2 separate regions of the Homo sapiens genome follow, and region 2 is linked to region 1. A link is a loop called in an ENCODE intact Hi-C map of the cell type or tissue named here. Cell type or tissue: GM12878. All regions are shown on one strand. Each heading gives the region's core, and the rest is flanking DNA. Links, peaks and the distances in the headings are about the cores only.

Evidence for each region. Hi-C counts contacts between places; a loop is a spot of excess contacts. Peaks named below come from ENCODE experiments on the same cell type or tissue, not always from the same donor. Only the 100,000 strongest peaks of a DNase experiment are listed, where the experiment ranks them.
Region 2: a loop joins it to region 1, with 4 times the contacts of the local background. A loop is called at or near these places in 17 of 110 quality-filtered maps.

Annotation. Positions count from the first base shown.
Region 1 is chr3:137,103,820-137,106,737 of GRCh38, reverse strand. No RefSeq gene overlaps it. Among named protein-coding and RNA genes, the nearest start is that of IL20RB-AS1, 120 kb to the right of the region's middle. In GM12878, for the core only: a CTCF peak has its summit at 1,279 (motif pointing left); a DNase peak (open chromatin) is centred at 1,297.
Region 2 is chr3:137,791,169-137,794,086 of GRCh38, reverse strand. No RefSeq gene overlaps it. Among named protein-coding and RNA genes, the nearest start is that of LINC01210, 21 kb to the right of the region's middle. In GM12878, for the core only: a CTCF peak has its summit at 1,249; a DNase peak (open chromatin) is centred at 1,229.

The sequences.
Region 1 (2,918 bases), core at 332-2,831:
AAACTGCTTCCTCAATTCCATGGTAACAGCTTTCAGTGTTAAACACTATCAGAGATTTGTTGTTCAGTGTAGTTTTTTTTTAAGCTTAAGCAATTACCTGTATCACGGCCACACAACTTTTTAAAAAATACTCTCACCAAAAAGAAATAAAAAAGAAAAGAAAAATATATAATATATACAGTATGTATGATTAGTGAGGCAGACAAGCTCCTATTCTGAGAGATGATTTTATACTTTCTGGTGAATCTATTTTGAGTTTTTTAAGTGTCCAGGGAAGACTGGCCACCCCAAGGTTTTAGGGGCCCTTTGCACTTTCCTATGGATGATTATTTATAAGCTGAATTCTTCAGCTGTCACTGGGAGATTTTGCACCACATAGAAAGAGCTCTGTTTCCTTAAAAGAACAATTCTTACTTTATGCTCCTGGGTTTAAACAAAATTCAAGATAAATTTCTGTTATTTAATAATAATTCCAAATAGTCTATTATGGATCACAGAATTCTTTGAAATTCATTTATTTTAAAGAAGCTTAGCGTTTTAGCTGTTTGTAAATATAAAATATAGGAAAGGAAGGGGCAAAAAGATTTAATTTTCTACCATTCAAATGAGTATTTCTAAACAATGTGAAGAAGTCTCAAAATCATGTGACTCTATTAAAGCTCTTTCAAGTCATGGGTATTGGGTATACAAAAGGATATATTAGCATTGCAGAAAGAAAAGCAGAGGAGCTCCAAACTGGCTTCATTCATTTGGAAAACAAAAAACAAGTATTTCTGTTTAAGTTGACTCGGACATTTTAAGTACAATGAAATCGAATTTCATCTTTCCCCTAGAAGCAACCAAGGATGAGACTGCCAGAAGAAATGTCCTGCCTATTTTAGCCCTTTCTGACCTGCACTCCGAGGAGTGAAAACTGAAGGGATTATCTTCACTTCACTTAGAGCCTGGAGAAAGAGGAAGGGGACTATTCACCCACAAACGCTTTCAGGGTCTGGAGGCAAAACACAAACTGTACTTCAGAATACATTTTCTTAAGTCCCTTTCTAAAGCAGACTAGTTGAAAAGTGGGTAGATTTTGTTTTGCTCTGTAATTTTAATACTTTGCTACCAAGACGATAAACAAATCTGTAACCCTCTGCTGGTGAGTTCATCCTGTCTTCTTTTTCTTCCTTGCCCCCTTCAGATCTCTGCCTTTCCTTTTATGTCCTATTTTCAGTGTTCTGTTGAAGTTATTCTGCCGAAAACAGCAACATACTTTTGTCTTTGGCGCCCTCTTATGGTCACTTTATTATTATAGCACAGCATCTGGCCGCATTTTAGTGAAGAATAAATCCCCTAATGAGGAACTTAGCTATTCCAAGTCTGAAAAGCCGTGAACAAATTCACGTTAATCTGTTTCTACAGAATACCAATAAACCATTCATTCAACCAATCAAAAACCAAACCTCAAACCCAAACAGGCCCAACTTAGGTGATGTTCCTTCTCCCACTACTGCGGCAAGGACTTGAGAATTCCTTGCTGCCAGCCGTTATCCAGTTCCCATGGACTCATCCTATCTGCATCCTTCCATATTTCTCCTTCAGTCCTTACTCAGAAGTTATCTTTCAGAACCACACCTGCTGCAAGGGCCCAAAACCCTTTTATCCACAGTGGTGATTCTCGTCATGGTGAAACATTGAAGTCCTATGTAATATGCAGTGTGCTAGTCCCACTGAGTTTACTATAGTACTAGCTCTACCCTCCGAAGAGTCTTCTCCTCTTTCTGAACTTCCCCCCAGTTGCTGCCTTGTCAGGCCTTTCAAGTAGCAGCTGAAATACCATCACTTCTGGAAGCCTTCCCTGACCTCCCAGGGTATGCTTGGCTGTACCTTATCTTGTGGTCCTCCATAATTCATACACACTTCCATAATGGCAATTAACCAAGTGCACACTTGCCAAACTGAGTTCAACAGAACTCACTTCACATTCCATGAGATGCTCCATAGAAAAGGCATTCTGTGAACAAATACTTTGGGACAATGGAACATATTATATCCCCTTCTTGGAGAGTATTGCTTTTTTTGTCCTGTTGGCATGCCTGAGTCACCTCTGAGGAGCCATGTCTGATCTACTTCTGCATCCTGAAGGCAGAGTTGGCAGAACTGATGGGAGCCTTCACTTACCTGCGGGTACCTGTCCTCTCTGGGAGGCCACCACTCTGCAGGATACTCCTACCCTCACAGAGTGCTCAGAAAACCCTGCTGACCAGAATCATGCATCAGCTTCAAGGTCATCTCATGTCTAGGTGGCCAGTACCTGACTTTTGCCAACTGCCTGTCTTCACAATGTTCTGCTCTCACACTTTTGCTTGCCTTCAGAAACTTGCTCAACCCCGGACGTTTGCCACAGGGTTTCCTGATTTTTTTTCCTGGGTGGATATGCCTATAGGCCTTGACCCGCAGGAACTGTGTGACTCTGGAGACACTCTGTGCCTGGTCACTGTCGCACCATCCCTGTTCTACCTTCCCCTACCAGCCATAGCTCTCAGCCTCTGACAGAACTTGTTCTCTCTTCCAGGAGAACAAAATGGCACCTTAGTTCTGTCTCCCAGAATCTTCCTGCTTTTTTCTCAACCTCCAACACATACTCAGACCACCTTGTCTCTCTCCTGGGTGACTAGAGCCTCCATCCTTTCTCCCACCCACGCAAAGCATTCTTTGTAAAAAGCAAATCTGATCGTGTCACTCCCCTTTCCAAAACCTTGCAATGGCTTCTGGTTGCTATTTGGATGAAGACCAAACCTCTCCGCTGTTGAGCCCCTGCCAAACTCTCCAGCTTTGTCTCACCACCTGTCTCCCCACATGGTACAGCCACACAGAAATTCTTTAAGTTCTTAAAACGGCACTTTTCCCCTATACCTAGGAGACACTATTCTCTC
Region 2 (2,918 bases), core at 231-2,730, 690 kb before region 1:
AAAGACACACTTTCATGTATTCCTTCTAAAAGAAATTCCAGCTTGTAATGGAAGTTTGTTGTACTCTGGCTAATCTAATTCTCCCTAAGCGGTGTTTATTTCCCTAGGCCCCATGATGTTTCTCTGGAAGTCCATTCTATTTTCTGCCAGGCTCTGGGTTCAGGGGCATCCTTATTTGGTGCTATTAGCTACTTTCTTCCCTAACTTATCACCTTGTCCTAGTTGGGCCCATTATTGAATGTACATTATTGCAATGAAGCAAAATTAAAATATCAGCATAGAACTTTTGTTTAGATACCTAATTATGTGGCAATTAGAATTTTTGTGAGGTGTTTTGACATTTTTACAAGCTTGTACTCGGAAGAGCTAATTTGCATTTCAATATAGAGTTTTACTAGTTGAGAATTCACACCAAGAAGACAGAATTAAAGATTATTTCTGGCGGTGACAGCACTGTAAGGACAGCATGTCTTAGTTGAACAACAGCTTTTTTAGGAACAACCTAGATGCATAGGTTTCTTCTTCCCAAGGGACTCTAACAGGCTTATAGTCTTCAGCTGAACTGTATACGAAGGTTCATCACAGAGAAAGTTTATAAGCTGTTTGTAAAAAAGAAAATAGTCTTATGACAAGAAAGGTAATGTTTTATTGTTAATGTTTTTGCTAAACTACATCATTTCGGTGCTGATTCAAATGTTTTTTCCAAATAACTTTTGGTTTTTAGCATCACTGTGTTTTCTGTCCCAAACTCTAAATCCATCTTTCAGCTGGAAACATCAATTCCCGTAAAGTTCAAAAAGATGTTAGTGAGTTTCGGCAGCAAAGATATTTCCCATATTTAAAAAATTAAATCACAGAGGCCATTAGGTCTGGTGACCACATATCCAGTAAAGTCATTTTTACAAGGATAAATCAAGTCACAAGCATGCCATCACACATGGTACAGGGTTGCCACATTGTTTTATTGGCAAAATTTTTAATTAGGTCTGATATATTAAGAATGCATCTTGTAAATTTACATTTCCAACAACTCTCACCCAATAGGTTCCCAAAGTTTATTCAAGATCTCAGAGACAGGACAAACAGGCACTACAAATTGTCTACCCAAAACCCTCTTGACATCTTCAGTCACCCAGGAGTCCCATTAACCTAGAAGTGAAAGAGCAGAGAGAAGACTCATTTGTGCCTGTAGTTGGGAAAATGCAACTTCACTTTGGGATGAACCTGCAGCATTTTACATGCCCACACGACGGCAGTATTGCCCCAGGATGTTAATGCAACCATCAGGGAGCCTCCTGGACAGCTGGCTGCAGAGCCTGAACTAGGGGAACGTTTTGAATACTGGTGAAAAGCCAAAAAGACACCAAGCCCAGGATTGAAGAGGGTTGCACAGGGAATGTAGGAATCTGGGGAAGTAGAAATCTGGGCCAGCTTCCAATTCAAGGATTGTGTTTGTAGAAATAGTATAATTTTATATATCCAGGTGCTGGCAACTTTTTCAGAAAGTGAAACTTATGAGCCTTTTTGATTTTGAATTACATTTTCCTATGGTTTCTCCTGTCATTTGTTTAGAAAGCAAACTGAGACTAGGGATTTCTTTTAGAAAGAAAGTTTCAGGGCAAAACCATACATCACCCTGACTCAAAAGAATTAATCATTGGAAGACAATAATTTTTCAAGAAAAGCATAAATTAAAAATAAAGAAAAGCATAAATTAAAAACATATATTCATATTTATCAGGGTAGATTTCTTTTTCTTCTTGAGTTTTTAAATGTTTTGGGGCATTAATAGACATTAGCATCAGTTACCTTTACTATTACTACTTTGGATGATTAGAGTATTGCTGGACATGGTAGTTTCTTTTTAAATTTGTTAGTTTAATATATGCCTGGATGTAGTATTTCAACACTTGGGAGGCTCAGTGGTGTGTGTGCAAGTGTGTAACTGTGCTTCTGTGTCATGCTGGGAAATTTATTGTAGAAAGGCCAAGACAGTTCTTAGTGCCTTTGGATCCTCTCCCTTCCCCATCCTCCAGCCATCCCACCCCTGTGTACCTGCAGAACAGAAGGATTTGTCAATAGGAAAACAGCGTCCAGCAACCCTTATTCAAACCATATTGGTTGTATTTTCCACAAGAAGTGTCCTGCTTTTATCCTAGGAAGAAAAACTTCTGGGCCCTTTTGGTTAAGTGGGATGGGTTACCAGCAAAACCCAGCAACTTTCTTGCTTTGACAGGGGCTGGTTAGGTCAAGTAATGTGACAGCAGAGGCACTGAATGTGACAGGGCTGGAACTGAGAAAATCAAAAGAAAAAAATCAAGAAAGTACTTAAAAATGTATTATATAAAGTTAGACTAAAATTTTAAAATAGCAACACTCAGTATTGACATTATAAATTGGCATACCCCTTTAAAAAAAACAAAATGAAAAGGACTTAAAAATTTTTCTAGACTTTGACTTAGTAAGAGCACTAGTGAGAATAACTCTAAGAGAATAATTTGGTGGTGGGGGCGGGGGAAACACATATACCAAAACATACACATAAGTTCTTTCATTTGTACCCTTTCTTTAAATAGTTTGGTACCACCCACAACCCCCGAAAAAAAGAAAAAAAAAGAGCCATTTGCAAAAATATTCTTTGTAGCATTTGTAATTCTCAAAAATTGAAAAAATTAAATGTTGAACAGATGATAAAATAGTGATTAGATATTTAAGGTATACCTAACTACTGGATGAAACATTACACAGTATTAAAAATAAGTATAAATACCATTTAGTAACATTTAAAAACGCTAATTTTATGAGGTATAGTGAAAATAATGATCTGCAATGGGACAAGGAATAGCCCTGCTAGGCCAGGGCTATTCCAATTGCAGCAATGGGGCTTCTCTCTAAACAGTGCCTGGTGCCTAGTATGT